Linked DNA regions of Homo sapiens: region 1 is linked to region 2. A link is a loop called in an ENCODE intact Hi-C map of the cell type or tissue named here. Cell type or tissue: mammary epithelial cell. All regions are shown on one strand. Links, peaks and the distances in the headings refer to the core of each region. The heading gives the core; the rest is flanking DNA.

Region 1 (8,581 bases), core at 2,225-7,224, 250 kb after region 2:
GGGACCATGAGATGAGCCAGTTTACTGGTCTGGGTGGCACCAGCTGATCCATCAGAATACAGAGTCTGAAAAATATCTCAAACACCAATCTTTATGATAGTGATGCCATCTATAGGAGCAACTGGGGTGATTAGTGATCTTGTGGCCTGTAGCTACAAGACTCCTGAACCATAATCTCTAATCTTGTCACTAATTGTTGGTTTTACAAAGGCAACCTGGTCTCCAAGTGATATGGTTAGGCTTCGAGTCCCCACCCAAATCTCATCTTGTATTGTAATCCCCAGGTGTTGAGGGAGAGACCTGGTGGGAGGTAATTGGATCATGGGGGTGGTTTCCTCTTTGCTGTTCTCATGACAGGGAGTTCTCACAAGATCTCATGGTTTTATAAATTGCAGTTTCCCCTGGGCTTTTCACTCTCCCACCTGCCGCCATGTAAGACATGCCTGCTTTCCCCTTTTGCCATGATTGTAAGTTTCCTGAGGCCTCTCCAGCCATGCAGAACTGTGAGTCAATTAAACTGCTTTCCTTTATAAATTACCCAGTCTCAGGTAGTATCTTTATAGCATTGTGAAAACAGACTAATACACCAAGCAAGGAGAGAGTTTGTTTGGGGAGAGGCTGTTATCATCTTTGTTTCAAAGTTAAACTATAAACTAAATTCCTTTCAAAGTTAGCTTGGCCTACCCCGGGAATAAACAAAGGCAGCTTGGAGTTTAAAGGCAAGATGGAGTCAGTTAGGTCAGGTCTCTTTCACTGTCTTAATTTTCTCACTGTTACAATTTTTGCAAAGGAGGTTTCATCTGAATGACTATCTTGGGCACAAATATTAAAGCCCACCAAATGGCTTTTGGAACATCATCAAAAGAAAAGTATGAAGTTGCCAATCTTCACATTTGAACAGAGCTGTGAATATCTTGGGGATAGCTGATGACTCATGCTCCTCTGCACAGTGCTCACCTAAGCAAGCTATAACCACCCGATGGGTTCTTCCTGCCTGCTGCACAAACAAAATCAACTTACCAAGACCATGGCATTGCAGTAAAGAAAGAGTTCAATTGACATGAGGAGACAGTTATTACTCAAATCAATCTCCCCAAGTGCTCATAGGTTAGGGTTTTTTTCAAAGATAATTTGGTGTGCAAGGGGCTAGGGTAGGGGGCATGCTGATTGGCTGGGTCAGAGAGGAAATCATAAGAACTGAAGCTGTCCTATTGTGGCTGAGTCAGTTCCTGGGTGGGGGCCACAGGACTGGTTGGCAGGTCCAGGTGGGGCCGTCCCATTGTTAGAAATGCAAAAACCTGAAAAGACATCTCAAAAGGCCAGTCCTAGGTTCTACAATAGTGATGTTATCTGCAAGAGTAATTGGGGAAGTTGCAAATCTTATGAGCTGCAGGATAATGGCTGGTAATTCTAGCCCTTTTCATCCCCCTAACTTGGTGGCCCTTTCATTAGTTTTACAAGAACAGTTTAGTTCTGTGGAAGGGCTATTATCATTTAAACTATAAATTTCTCCCAAAGTCAGCTTGGCCCACACCCAGGAATGAGCAAAGACAACCACCCTGTAAGGCTAGAAACAAGATGGAATGAGCCATGTCAGATTTCTCTCACCATCATAATTTTGCAAAGGCAGTTTCAAAGCCATGGCCGGGCCCTTCTCTCCCATTGTTTGTTGCAATCAGCACCACAGTCTTGCCCGGTCACTTGCCTGACATCTACACTGATTGCCATAAGCTAAATTAACTGTCTGCTTTTCTGTATGAGGAGAACAAATGAAGTGGATCACTGTGCCCCTACATATGCAAAACACTGAGGAACAGATATTTTCTCTGGCCAAAACATCAGTTTTCAATATGTTAATCTACTGTTCATTGTCTTCCAGGCTTGAGTCTGAGGAAATAAATCTAGAAATCTCTGGGCATGAAAAGAAATGGAATAGGTTTGAATCCTTAGCAAGTGACTTTAGTTGGGGGTAAAGGATGAAACTTTATTTGTCCCAATAATTGCCAAAGCATGTTACTCATGCTGGTTTCAATTAAAATCCCAAGGGCAGTGAGTTAGTAAATTAGTGGATTTAACAAGAGCCTCAGGAACTAAGAATCAGAGGAGTTGTTATGGAAGGAAGGGCAGGGGGCCTTCAGTTAATAGCTCCCCCAGTGCTGAAAGGCCACACCCTCAAGAACCGCCCTGCTGGGGAGAGACCCAGGGCAATTCACCAGGCCCTATCAGTTTAACATAGAACCACACTGTCTTGACTAATGTGAAGTTTCCTCTGAAAGGAAACATATGAGATAAAATGCTAACTTGTCCAGCTTGTTTAAGTACAGATAGTCTTAACAAAAGAAAACTCTTGGTTAGCACCGTTTTGGGCACATTTTGCTCCTATCTATGGCAGACAGAGCTTACTGCCCACCAAAGATTTTGTTCCCCTCTGTAATGCAGGTCTTTTCTTGGGAAGCGGCTGCCCAGCCAGAGTCTACTCAATGATTGAAAAGTCACAGAACTTGTCATAAAGGCACAGAGTCTTCAATTAATGCTCACTCAGTTCAAGAATTGCTCCTGTTGCAAAAGGGAGCCCATAGAGAAATGTGAATGGAACAGATGTGGTTAAAACGTAGATAGGAGGCCAGGCTTGGTGACACCCAGTGCTGTGGGAGGCGGAGGCGGGAGGATTGCTTGAAGCCACGAGTTTGAAACCAGCCTCAGCAACATAGGGAGACCCAGTCCCTACAAAACATAAAATAAAAAATGGGCCAAGCTAGGTGGTACACACCTGTTGCCCTGACTACTCAGGAGGCTAAGGCAAAAGGATTGCTTGAGCCCAGGAATTCAAGACTGCAGTGAGCCATGATTGCACCATTGCACTCCAGCCTGGGCAACAAAGCGAGACTCTGTCTCTAAAAATAAATAAATAATTAATTAAATACTTTTTAAAAGTAGGTATGCCTTCTCTCCTTCCTTGCTGCTCCCCTATTTGCTGGCTGATATTGTTGACAGTGAAATATTGAAAGTCATACGTTGAAGACAGCACTGTCAACCTGGATCTCTGAATGATTACCTGAAGTAGAGCTGCCTCGCTTCCAGCCAGACAAGAAACTCCTGCATTTGACTGTTATGTGAGAAAGACAGTGTTTGTATGAAATCACCGGGGTTTGTTCGTTATAGAAGGTAGGTTGCTCTAACCAACCCACTGTCCTTAACCAGATGATTCTCAAAGCAAACAACAGCACACGTCCACCTCCACATTCCATCCTACAGTCTCTAAACAGCCTCAGCATTCAAAATCATTTCCATAATCACCTCAATCAGTATTTGTTTTTGCTCTCAGAAACTCATTCCATCTTTAACCTGCCACCCCAAAGGGGATGGGCCAGCCCAACAGAGGACTGCGGGCTTCCTTAGTTTGGGTTTACATAGCTTCTGTGTACGAGGCTGCCAACTCACCAAACACCTTTGCCTTCCTCTTTATCATGCATCCTGTAATCCTTGGACCTTAGTTATGTGATTCTGACCTTGTCAAATATGCATAAACTCAGTTCTTCCAGGCTGCAAGTCATAATGTCTGATGCTTTCTGAATGACCTGAATGTGCTGTCTCCAACACCAGTGCACACATGGTGAAAATACATACGGCTCCAAAACAGGCTTACTGTGGGATCTTAACCACCTCTTCACCTCCTCCCTAAATCCCTGTGCAGATTTTCAACCCTAGCTTCAAGCTCATAATTTTGTGTGTTACATGCTGAGCTCTCAGAAATCAGAAGCCCCAGCAGAGGTGCCATGCTGTGAAAATTCATGTGAGGAAACCCCTTTCTTTCTAAGCAGTTGTGTCTAGTAGCTGCCTACAAGCTCTGCTAAGCAGTGATGGTTTAATTATCCCACAAAGGCAGCGGTATGCTGGGGCACATTTGCACATCTTGAGAGAGAGCTGGCTGTGCCCATCTCCTCCCTACTCTGTGTTCGGTAATATCACATTGGTAGCTTGAAATTAGCCATGGTGGGAGTATTTACACCATGAAAATTGGCACATGCTACAAATCAGGAATATATATATCCCCCAGAGAACTGGCGGTGAAGCATCTGCCAGTGCACTGCTGTGTGTGAGGGAAAGGCTGCAGAGCCACCCGGCCAACAGGAAGCCATGGAGGAGTCTGTCTGCACTCAGTAATAGTCATAAAGCCTGTGCTCTGGATTTTAATGAGAACGAAGAGCAAGTGACAAGGACTTTCTGTGACAACTAATGAACGTAAGCATGCTGAACTGCTGCAGAGAAACAGGCTTCAAGAGGTGATGTGTTATTTCAGATGCCAGGAAATGGATCCTACCTCAGTGATCAGATTCTAATAACTTGCTTTGCCACTGGCCCAGGTGCTTTACAGGTCTTCTAAGGTAGGAGGAGGAAAGGATAGGGACTGAGCTCATTGTCCATCTGTTAAGCTCAGTGGTAGGCTTCACGCATGGGCCAATGCATTTGACCTCCCACATGGCCCTTAGTTGTAGGTATTAGTGTGCTAATTATTCAAAGGAGAGTAATAAGGCCCCAGGAGTCAAGCCAGTAACTTGCCTAATATCACCTGATGGTAAGGAGTTAAAAATCAGGTGGCCAACAAGCTACCTGATATATCTGCAGAAAGATATTATTAGGTTTTATCTGTGGAAAGAAACAACTGCCTTTACCTCATGGGAAATTAATGACAAATCTGTGGGTCATTAGTAACAATCTTATTGAGATATAATTCACATACCACAAAATTCATCCTTTTCAAGTACACAATTCAGTGGCATCAGGATTCAGGACATGTTACTGCAAAATACAATGCCTCGGAAATTGGGAAGAAAACAGAAACAAGAAGGCCATTTTCAGACCTTCTCCTTCCTTTCTGTGTGACAGCTGGCCATAAGAGAATTCTTTGACCTGCTTTCCCTGAAAGTAGGTCATAAGACCCTCATGTAACAGGTGTCCTGCCCTATGCCCAGAGGAAAGAACAAACAGGCCTTGCTATGTTCCCCTCAGTTTATTACCATTAGGCCACACCTTCTTTTTGACCAATTATACTTCTACATGACTATCCATTCTTCATCAAACCTAAGCACAAAAATAGACACTTTTCCCTGAGTCTTGGGTTCTTCATTTCTGAAGTCTTTCATGTCCTATAAAACTTTGGTTGAATAAATGCTGATATGGTTTGGCTGTGTTCCCACCCAAATCTCATCTTGAATTGTAGCTCCCATAATCTCCGCATGTCATGGGAGGGACTGAATGGAAAGGAACTGAATCATGGGGCGAGTTTTTCCCATGCTGTTCTCGTGACAGTGACTAAGTCTCAAGAGATCTGATGGTTTTATAAAGGGCAGTTCCCCCACACAAGCTCTCTTGCCTTCTGCCATGTAAGATATGACTGTGCTCCTCCTTCACCTTCTGCCATGATTGTGAGGCCTCCACAGCCATGTGGAACTGTGAGTCCATTAGACCTCTTTTTCTTTATAAATTACCCAGTCTTGGGTATATCTTTATTAGCAGCATGAGAACTAATACAAATGTGTTACCCTTTTCTCTTGTTAATCTGTCTTTTGTTATAGGAGTGTCAGTCATGAACCTTGCAATAGATGAGGAAAGTATATTACTTTTCTCTCCTACAGTGGGTTTTAGTATAGTTACAGAGTGGTGCAACCATTATCACTATCTAATTCTAGAACATTTTTATTATACCAGAAAAGAAACCCATACCCATTAGCAGTCACTCTCTACTCCCTCTGCCCCGCAGCCTGTGGCAACCACTAATCTACTTTCTGTCTCTATGAATTGGTGTATTCTGGACATCTCATATAAATGGAATCATACAATATGTGGCCTTTTGTGTCTAGCTTATTTTACTTATAATATTGACAAATCTGTTTTAAAGTTCATGGAGCTCTACAGATGAATTCACAAAGTTAAAAGGCAAACACATGCAGTTTTATTTAAATACCAATAAGCAACAGAGCAAGGCAATGAATGGGAAGTACTAGCATATGTGTTTTTTAATTCAATTTTACAATGTTTGTTGAGTGCCTGTTTATACAACAGACACAAAACAGACAAAATCCCTGTCCTCATAAAACTTATATCAAGGTGGAGAGAAAAGACAAAAAACAAACATAATCAAATAATAATAGCGCATTAGAAGGTTTTAATGACTGTGAGGAAGAAAGATGAAACAAGTGTGGGGTGTTGTGGATGCTAGAGGAGACCTTCTGAATGCATTGCTCTTCTCCTCCCCTGCCCCCCACCTCTCTCTCATAAAATGTCCATGATTCTGATGCCTGACAGCAAGGGTACTCCTGAGTCCCTGTGCCATTGTCTACCTCTGAAGTTTAGTGGCATCTTTACTACCATAACACTAGACCAGCAGGCAACAGCTCTCAGTCATTATATGATAGGTTCATCTTCCTCTCCCAGGCCAGAGTCCCTTCCTCTCTGAAATTCTGAGCTGAAAAGCAGAGAGGGAAGAGGTACCTCATCCTTCTCTCCCAGATCTCTTCTTTCCCTTCAGAGCAGCAGTGAAATTGCTACCCTGCCACTCGCCCCCTACACACAGCCCAGGGTAGAAGTGCTCTGCTCCATCCTCCACCCTCTACACACCTCCTCATTCTGTCCCTGCAGCTGTCCCCACATTGACATACATTAAACAATGACCTGCAGGGTTTCTTGACAAACATGTCAAGGCACAATATTTGCCTTGGTCTGAAGCTTCCTGGAGCCTGGTGAGTTTCCCTTAGCCTCCACATCCTGCCATTTCGCAAATTATTGTCAACTTCAGCTCCTCTACCACTGTTGCTGCTGTTAAAAACACCAAACTTTTTTTAAATCCAGCACTTATCCTTATAACTAGAAACATTCCAATGTTTCCTCATAGGTAACTTCACCATCTCTAACACCATCGAGAATTATTACACCATAAAAACCCACACCTACGTGTGCAGATGGTACCAACAGGAAGCCCAATTTTCTTCCACCAAAGTTGTATACATAATTATGTTTTTCTGGCTTTTTCTTACTATAAAAGTACTACGTATCATTAGAGAGAAAAACAGAAAATACAAATGAGAAAAAGTAAAATCACCCCGTGTAGTGGATAGTCACTAAGACAGCCCCCAGTGACACTTCTTTCCCAGCATTTATGTCCTTCTGTAAGCTCCTCCCCTTGCCTGGGGCTGGACCTAGTGACTCACTTCTAAGGAACACAATACACAAAAAGCAATGGGTGTCATTTCTAAGATTAGGTGTGCAGAAAAGAGTTAACATAGCAGGCCTGAGACTGTTCTCCTTAGACAGTCCTGCTTTCAAGACTGGCCTTTGCATTTCATGAGAAAGGGTTCCCCCCATGCCCTGATAAGAAGGACTCACTTTCTGCCTAAGCTATTTGTGCCAACAATAGTTATGTTGAACATCAGCCTTCCTTCTGGAAATCTAGAATATGGGTATGTGCTAGACATCAGGTGTCAATGTGACTAACCCACAATAAAAACCCTGGGAATTGGGTCTTCCATGAGGTTGTCTAGTGACAAACATCTCATACGTGTTTCAGCTCACTGCTAGGGGAGTAAAGTTTGTCCTGTGTGACTGCACTGTCAGAGGACTTGGAAGCTTGTGCCTGGTTCCCTCTGGTCTTTACCTCATGCACCTTTTTCCTTTGCTGATTTTGCTTTATCTTTTCTCGGTAATAAATCACAGCCATGAGTATGACTATGTGCTGAGTCCTGTGAGTCCTCCTACTGAATCATCAAAGCCAGGGGGTGAGTGTTGTGGACCCCCAACACATTAGACTACTAAAAAGCCTATGACCTTTCCCTCTCTCTCTCCCCACCACTTTTTCTCTCACATACACACACAGAACTTGCTGCCATGTTGGAAGTAGCCTTATTGACAGGCTCACATGGCAAGGAACTAACATCTCTTGCCCATAGCCAACAGCCAGTACCTGAGCTACCGAAGTGTAGAAGCACAGCCTTTCCCAGTTAAGCCTTAAGCTAAGACCCAGATCAAGGGTCTTGACCACCTTGACTGCAGCCTTGTGAGAGGCCCCAAGACAACTAAGCCACACTCACATTCCTGCCCCACACAAACTGTGAAATAATAAATGTTTGTTGTGTTAAGCTGCTAAATTCTAGGATAATTTCTTACACAGGAATAGTTAACTAATAAACTCTTCACCTAGAGGTCATTATTGCTTATATCTTAGGGCACATCTCAAGGGTTTTCTACACCCATCTATAGGTAGAATAAGTGTTCTAGTTGACACTGAATTTCTTTTTTGTTGTTATTAACACTATTGGTAAAAAGCAAAAGCATAGGGGAACGATATAGTATTTTCCTTTATTATCACAAGAAGTTTTGCATTCCAGAATGATAGCTGATATTTCTTTTTGAGTCAGGTTGTCCTTTTGTTTGGGGGAGTAAGAGGTGTGGCAAGAAAAAGATCTCTTTCATGGCCTTTTCTGAAATCCCATTCTGAAACGAGGAGGTTTCACACACTAGGTTAAATCACTCAGCACAATTAATGTAAATGTAACTATCCTTCATGTGGGTGGAATTCATTTCTACA
Region 2 (8,581 bases), core at 1,366-6,365:
GAGCCCTGCACCCAACTAAGTCTCCCAGTGTGGTTAAGATCCATTCTCTAATTCCGGAAGTGAAGTGTGACCTTTTTCTTCTACACAAAAGCACAGACTCAGAGTAGACATCAAAAACAACCACACTTTAATGGCACTCACTGTCCTCCCATTACCGAGTTGGGGGAAGAGGGAGGATTCATATAAAATTAAAGGGCTAAAGTTTCTCACCAATTCAGGTGGGACTCAATGCAATCTGGCTGTGAGGAAGGAGTTGTTCTGACGGCCTATGTGTTCCTGGGAAGTTGGGTCCTTCTCTATCCATTTGAGGGAAGAAATAACCTGAATTTAAAAGGTCTCAGGAGCTGCAACTATAGTAATACAAACTAGGGACTATCCTCATTCCTTAAACTGCTCTGGAGCTCTTCCTTTCAGGAGGCCAGCTAATGTTGACCTGTCTCTGAAAGAGAGCAGCCAGGCATGAAGGCTGCACTGTCTTGTCAAATCATATGTGACCAGGCTAAAGTATCCCACCCTTTAACATCATATGGCTACAGCTATTCCCACACTTGCATTTGAAGCATAGCATTGCCACCTACATGCAAAATATCACATTATAATCAAATTGCATCAGTCATATACATGTATAGTCCATAAATTTCAACTACACTAGAGCACAAGCTGATGACTAAAGAAAGAAAATATCATTGCAAAGTGGCATTCGCTTAGGGAGCCTGAGGCCACAAAAATGAGAGTGTGCTAGGGTCTCTACCAAGACATTATCTGATGCTACCTTGTATTTTGTGAGGCTTTGGTGAGGCTGTCTTCAAGGTCCAGTAACAACATACCACCTTTGTACTGGGTGTGGAGGTTTCTGGCACTATTAGTATTATAGAAGGTGAACTGTGTAATAGGCTGGATTTGTAATAGGTTGTGATAGAAGTTGAACTGTGTAATAGGTTGGATCTGGCACTATTAATATTATAGAAGTTGTAATGTGTAATAGGTTGGAAAGGGAAATGAATTTCCTTTTGCATTTGTTTTATAAGTTTAAAATATGTCAAAGTTTACCTTATGCTATAAAATTCTGTATACACATCCAACAGAAGGAAAAAAATGTTATTCTTCTAGATTTTACCTTCAGGGTTTTTTAATATAAATAAAACATATAATTAGGGTTAAAGTGCAAATTCTTGTTTCCCGCTTCAGCACTATTTATTCCCTTTTCTTTCCTCTTACAATCAACCTTTCCTGTTTTTTGAGCTCCACGTATATGTTTTTAATCTTTTTTCCTCTTAAATTTGTATCTGTGAACAATGTATAGTACTACTCTGTGTTTTTTACATTTTGACATCAAAGCTATCATACTGTACAAATCTTTCTGAAACTGTTTTTTTCCTTCTACTATTTTAAGATATATCTATGTTGATACATATAAATCTAGTTATATTCATACAGTATTGTCTTGCTACACAAAATGTGGTCTATGGCTTAGCAACAGCATCATGTCTAGGAACCTTCTTAAAAAGGTAGAATCTTCTTCAAAGTTTCTTTGGTCATTCAAGATCTTCTAGAATTCTAGGATCAGCTTGTCAGTTTCTTCAAAAACCAGCTGGAATTTTCATTGGGACTGCATTAAATCTATAGATCAACTTGATAGATGAACAACATTGAGTGTTTTGATCCACGAACACAGTATCTCTCCATTTATTTAGGTCTTCTTTAATTTCTCTTGACAATCCTTTTTAGTTTTAGTATAAAAGTCCTGCATATATTTTGTCAAATGTACCCCCATATATTTTATATCTTTGATGCTATTGTAAATAGTACTGTCTTTAAATTTATGTCTACTGCTAGTATAAAGAAATACAACTGATTTTTAAATTATCTACCTCATATCATGCCGCTTTAGTTTTTGTTTTTGTTGTTGTTGTTATTGGAGATTTGGTAGAATTTTCTCCATACACAATCATGTTGTCTGCAAGTAAAGACAAGTTTTACCTCTTCCTTTCCAGGCTTTATGCTCACTTTCTTCTTCCTCCTCCGCTTTCCTCTTCCTCTTCCTCCACATCCTCCTTCTTCTCCTTCTTCTTCTTTGTTGGCTTAGCAGTTACAACCTTTTCTGTTTTATATTAGTGGTTGCTTTAAGGGTTACAGAATATATCTTTCATTAATCACAGTCTACCTTCAAGTGATATTATTCTACTTCACATGTAGTACAAGAACCTTATACCAGTATACTTTCATTTCTCCCCTCTGGGCCTTTGTCTATTGTTCTCATACATTTTGCTTCTACATATGTTATAAACCTCACAACACATTGTTACTATTTTGGTTTTAGATGGCCACTTATTTTGAATTGACTAAAAATAAGAAAAATATTTGCTATATTTACAGGTGTGCCTCATACTTTTATATGTAGATTCTGATTTCCATCTGATACTTGGTGGACTAATTTCCTCCTCCTGAAGACTTTCTTTAATGTCATAGAAATGCAGGTTTGCTGGTGATGGATTCTTTTAGCTTTTGTATGTTCAAAAGTCTTTGTTTTTGGTAAGTATTTCTGAACTACCCCTAGTTTAGAATTCCAGAATTTTTTGTTAACTTTTAATACTCCAAAGATGTTGTTCCACTGTTTCCTGGCTTGCACTGTTTCTAGTGACTAAATGCAAATTTTAACCTGTGTTTTCCTAAAAATAATGTATCTTTTTTCCCTGGCCACTTTTAAGATTTTCTCCTCATCACCAGTTTTAAGCAATTTGATTATGTCCTCAGTGTCATTTTCCTCATTTGTGTGTGTGTGTGTGTGTGTGTGTGTGTGTGTGGTTTATTGAGCTTCTTGAAATGGTACAATTATAATTTGCAAGAAATAGAAAACATTTTGGTCATTAAGTTTCATATAATATATATTATATATATTAAATATTATATATAATATATATAAAATATTTTATAAATATATATTTATATATATAAATTTTATATATAAATATATATATAAATATATAAATACATATATATAATAATATATATATATTACTCACTTCTCCTTTTCTCACCTTCTTGGACTCTAAAACGTATATATTAGGCCACCTGAAATTATCCCACAGCTCACTGATGCTCTGCTTTTCTTTTCTTTTTTTAGTCTTTTCTCTCTCTGTTTAATTTTGGTTTCAATTGCTGTGTCTTTAAGTTTACTACATTTTCTTTGTTGGTGTCTAACAACAAAGAACAGAGAGACCAATGAACGAAAGCATGGAGAATAAAGTGCAGAAAACTAAGTTAGTTAGTGTTCCTGAATCTTAAAGTCCAGGGGGAAAAATGAAGAGTGTTAAAGCTGACAAGGTGTGGCCAGTGCCAGATAAAATAAGACCTCAAATAACTTAAGCATGTTAGACTTTGACCTATAGGTCACTGATTCTCAAACTTCACTGTAGATAGGAATTACTTGAGGAGCTTGTTAAAATGTTGACTTGTTGACTTGTTAAAATGCTTGCTCAGACAAGCCCTGTTTGAATTTGCAATCCACAAAACTGTGAGATATAATAAAATGATGATTTTTTTTAAGCCACTGAGTTGTTGCACAAAGTTTTGTTGGGTAGCAACAGACAACCAACACAGAATCAGGCCTCATATGCACTAGCTACATATTAAAATCACTTAGGAAGCTTTTTAAAAATATTGATTCCCAAATTCTAACCTTAGGGACTTGATTCAATTGGTCTGAAGTGAGGCTTAGGTATTGATAGTTTTAAGCTCCCAAGATAATGCCTTATAATAGACTCTATATAGATTTTGATGTGCAGCAGAGTTTAAGGCCATTGCAACAGGTGTTGAAGAACCATGGAACAGGTTTGAGCAGGTAGCTGATGTAATCAAGCTTGTGTATAATACCATCATTGTCAACTACACAGAAGACAGAGCTGAGTTGAAGACTGGATCTAGGAAAATCAACTAGGAAGCTGCTGCAGAAATCTAGGTGGGAAACGACAGGGGCTTGAACTAGGACAGTGGTAGCAGGGCTGGAGAGGACAAGATGAATGAGAAAGATTTAGATGACAAAACAGGTAGTTCTTGGATAGCGAATATGAGAGATGAGGCAAAGGAATGAGCTCTACATATAGTTGAGGAATGCAGCCTGGGTGCCTGGGTCGATGATGGTGACATTCATAGTAACTGGAATCGCAATAAGAAGAGAAACAAGTACAGCCTTAGTGATAGGTTGACTTCACATTACCTGGAATATCTAACTGGAGCTGTCTGGCAGAGAGTTGGATATATTAATTTGAAGTTCAGGGGAGAGGTGTTAGCTACAGATATTGAGTTAAATACTAGCTGAGGGCGAGAGAATGGAGGTGATCTCCCAAGTACGAATCTCCAAGTATGAATCATCCGTTAGCCTGTTGGGCAAGAAAAGCCATGGCTGAGGATAGAACCTCGGGGACACCAAGGTTTGTGTGGGTCAGGTGAAAACCTTGAAGGAGGCCAAGAATAAATAACCAGTCAAATCACCTGGCTATATTGGGAGTCAGTGAGGGATACTTAGGCTGTAGATCTCAACCCCATTTCCACCCCTCTTTTATGGTGTCGTACTATTCTGCAGAGGTGAAAAGTCATCAAATGATACTTGCTTGGTTGGAAGGCAGATGGGAGGCAGAGGCTATCCTCTGTCAGCTGTTTCTGCTGGCAAGTAAAATCACGTATTCATGAGTGAAGAGACAATTGCAGGGCCAGATTCAGATGGCCAGATGATGGCTTTTTGGCTTCCATGTCCCTTTATACCCATGCCTATATTTCTTATGGCCTTATGGACTGCAGCTCTGGATTCATACCTTTAAAGTTAAATAAAATTGTATTTGCTTATTGTCAGCATTTCTTAACATGTTAAAATCTCTAAGCTGCTTCAAAAATCTCGATGCAAAGTTCCCATGCTCAGATATCCTGATTTAACACAGCGAAGGAGTGGTCCAGGCATTATTATGTTTTTAAAAACATTCCAGGTAACTGTAATACATGCCTAGAGTTAACTATTGACTTTTCAGTGGGCTGGGAAAGGCAGACCCACCCTTAATCTGGGTGGCCACAATCTAATCAACTGCCAGCATGGCTAGAATATAAGCAGGCAGAAAAATGTGAAAAGAGAGACTGGCCTAGCCTCACAGACTACATCGTTCTCACATGCTGGCTGCTTCCTGACCTTGAACATCATACTCCAAGTTCTTCAGTTTTAGGACTTGGACTGGCTCTCCTTGCTCCTCAGTTTGCAGATGGCCTATTGCAGGACCTTGAGATCATGTAAGTTAATACTTAATAAACTCCCCTTTATATATACCTAGTAGCTCTGACCCTCTAAAGAACCCTAATACAGGTGTAGTCTTGATTATTTTGGTACAAACCTTGCATGCCCATTGTGTCTTCATGGTATGGATCAAGAAGTTGGGTGGTTGTCTGATTTTCAGAGAAGAAACTGAGGGTGTTATTTACCTTGATTTATACTCTAAGAAAAACTTAGGTTGACTTAGGCTTCTTGAATTCAAAAGCTACATTATTAATGTTTACATACCTATAAGCACCTTCCTTGCCCTAAGTAGGTGAGCTGTAAGTAACTGTAGAATAAATATTAGTGACTCAAGTAGTCTGTAGAAGATTGGCTTCTAAATCTATTAAGTTTCCAGAAAGCATTTTTGTAAGTATTCATTTATTTTTTAGATATTCATTAACAAGCTGGATTTGGGTTTGATCTGGAGTTAGGGTGTTAATATAGCATGTGAATGTAGATGAACTAGGAGTAGAACCTGTTTTTCATGCCAACGCATCTAATCAGGCTAACGTCCTTCAAGTCAGTTTTCCGATTAAACATCCCAATTATCAGTTAATTGCTAGAGAATAGATGGAACTGACTCATTTATCTTCAAATTCCAAGCTGGAAGCCTCAAATGAACAAGAATAATTCTAGCTCCACAGTTAGCTAAAAGCCAGGCTAAACCTGGCCAGTGTCACTGTAAAATATGTCCTCAGGCTTCACAACCCTAGCATATAGTACCAAAGAGATTTAACCTCAATATGGTGTTTTGAAGAGCGCTGTCACAGCAGAGAGCTAAAATCCAATAGCACAAACCACATGGATCCACATTATTCAAGATAAATACTTCACATGACTCCTTAATTAGTCATTAACGATAATTAACCTTGTGGGAAAAATGACTCATCTGATTGGTAAAAATACACTTGGTTTCACTTGGGTCTACTGTCTTCTTTCTAAGGTTACAGAGGAATTGTCTTTCCTTCTACTCAGGTTTACTCACCTGGAAAGCAGGAAGGCAGCTTTGGATGACCCTTCTGTCAAGTTTTGAAAGACTTGGAGTACAAATCTGATACTGTATAAAAAAATCTGATCTCTCTTAAATAAGCCTGCTCTTCTCCCTGGGGAGACAGAATGGACACCAGTTCAGCTACCTTAAACATTACATTGGTTGATCAGTGATAAATAATGCAAGATTTCTTACTTTACAGGCTTCCCCAGAAAAATCAATCTAGGGATTCAATTTATTATTCACCTAAATGCATGGATCAATTAATACACATTTTTTACTTCTGGATTTTAATCAGATTTGAAACAAGTGTGCTATATTATGATACCATGAAGAAGCAAGATATGTACAAGTTCCAATACTGAGGCAAAATCCTTCTAATTTCTCATTTTCAGTACAGATATGATATAATCCTTCTAATTTCTCATTTTCAGTACATAGGAAGAAAATCCTATGAGTTTCATTGTCCACATAATTGCCAGATTGATTCCCCTTTCTTGCCCAGGGAGAATCAAGATAAATGCAATAGGCAAGAGGTGAATGAGCTATTCTTTTGACCCTAGGGGAGAAAGTCACAGGGGTTGGGAACCTATTGTATTAAAGTGGTATAAGCCTTGTTAAGAGGTTGTTCATGGATATTCAATTTAAAACAGATCTAGGTGACTCTTTTCTCCCATTATGGCTACTTCTCATATAGTAGTTCCAATTTCCACAGAAGAACCCTAGGCAATTAGTCCACAGGTAACTTGTTCAGCCCTGAAATTAGGATCCACTACAGATGGTGATGGCCCCTGTCTTACAATAGTTCAACTTAAAATTTTTTGATTTTACCATTGTGCAAAAAAGATACGTCTTCAGTAGAAACCATACTTCAAGTACCCATACAACCTTTCTGTTTTTCACTTTCAGTACAGTATTCAATGAGTTACATGAGATATTCAGCACTTTACTATAACATAGGCTTTGTGTGAGAGGATTTGCCCAACCATAGGCTAATGTAAGTGTCCTGAGAATGTTTACGGTAGGCTAGGCTGAGCTATGGTGTTCAGTAGGTTAGGTGTATTAAATGCATTTTCAACTTACAATATTTTCAACTTATGGGTTTATGGGGATGTAACCCCATTGTTAAGTCAACGAGCATCTGCAATAGAACCTATAGCACTTGGTTGAGATATAGCAAACCAAAAGGTTAAAGTCAAGTTGTATGAATTGTTCCTCCTTCATGTGGTGTAGTGGATGCTGTGGTACAGCACCCAAATCCTGCTTTTAGAATCTAGACCCTCATTCCCTCAGCTTCCTGCGGTGTTGGCTGCTGAAGGGTCACAGCAAAGTTACCCTTTAAAAATTGCCAAGAGCTGAAGGGAGTTACCTCACCCGATGTTATGTCCTCTCCCTCCCAGGCTGGTCAGTGCATAGGGTGAAGAGGGAACATGAGTGTGGGTGTGGATGTGGGTAGTGGTGGCTATACAAAGGCTCAGACCCTTTCCTCGATTTGCATAATTCTGAAGGGCCACTCAAGCTCCAGAGGTTCCTACGGCATCAAAAGAGGACTCTGTTGCAACTGCATCACCGTTCATCTCCCTCTGCCCAGTCCTGCTTCCTTCATTTCCTGAAGGGTATTGTTTCTCAGCGTACTCCCAATAAACCGCCTGCAAATAGATCTGCATCTCAAGGTAAGCCACATCTCTACCACCCTTTGCAAAGCAAAATATGGGCACAACTCAGTTCCTAGAAGTATCCTAGGTCATTTGCATTTGGTATATTCAGATAAATAATTACAATGTTGAAAAACTTCATTGATTTGGGCCAAGTTAGCGTTTGTCACCCTTTAGACATCATGTAACTGGGTACTTTTAGAATAATATAGTGACTTTTCTTCCTAAATGGACAACTGCACCTGTATTTATTTGGTTTGTAAAACATTGTGCATATATCTAGTATGCAATGTTTAAAGTAGATTAAGTCTCTAATGTGCTGGAGTGTTTTCAACACTCAGGTACTTTAGAAGCACTCTAAAAATTGATACGCTAACTACAGATTATTTTCTTCTGTTTAAAGCCGATCATCAAAGGGCCTTGTTTTGGAAACATGTCATTATTTTAGTTCTGTCAGTGATTTATTCTAAAAATTCTTCCATTTACTCCAAGTTATTGTCATTTTTTTGCTATTATGATTAGGGATGTCTAAATTAACAGCAAAGTGCCGTTAGTCAAATCAGCATATGTTAATAGTTCAGGTATATTAAATATCTACTTTGCCTCAAGTACTTTCTATGTATAAATTCATATAAT

Evidence for each region. A loop is a pair of places that touch in the nucleus more often than their neighbours do. Peaks named below come from ENCODE experiments on the same cell type or tissue, not always from the same donor. Only the 100,000 strongest peaks of a DNase experiment are listed, where the experiment ranks them.
Region 1: a loop joins it to region 2, with 14 times the contacts of the local background. A loop is called at or near these places in 1 of 110 quality-filtered maps.

What each region holds. Positions count from the first base shown.
Region 1 is chr14:55,793,475-55,802,055 of GRCh38, reverse strand. It overlaps LINC00520 (long intergenic non-protein coding RNA 520), which reads left to right and starts at 5,382. Exons shown (of 3, transcript NR_026797.1): 1 at 5,382-5,453. In mammary epithelial cell, for the core only: no CTCF peak of the experiment used is centred there; a DNase peak (open chromatin) is centred at 5,305.
Region 2 is chr14:56,041,994-56,050,574 of GRCh38, reverse strand. It overlaps LOC105370512 (a long non-coding RNA gene), which reads right to left. Exons shown (of 4, transcript XR_007064183.1): 3 at 6,285-6,402; 4 at 3,037-4,811. Among named protein-coding and RNA genes, the nearest start is that of PELI2, 72 kb to the left of the region's middle. In mammary epithelial cell, for the core only: no CTCF peak of the experiment used is centred there; no DNase peak of the experiment used is centred there.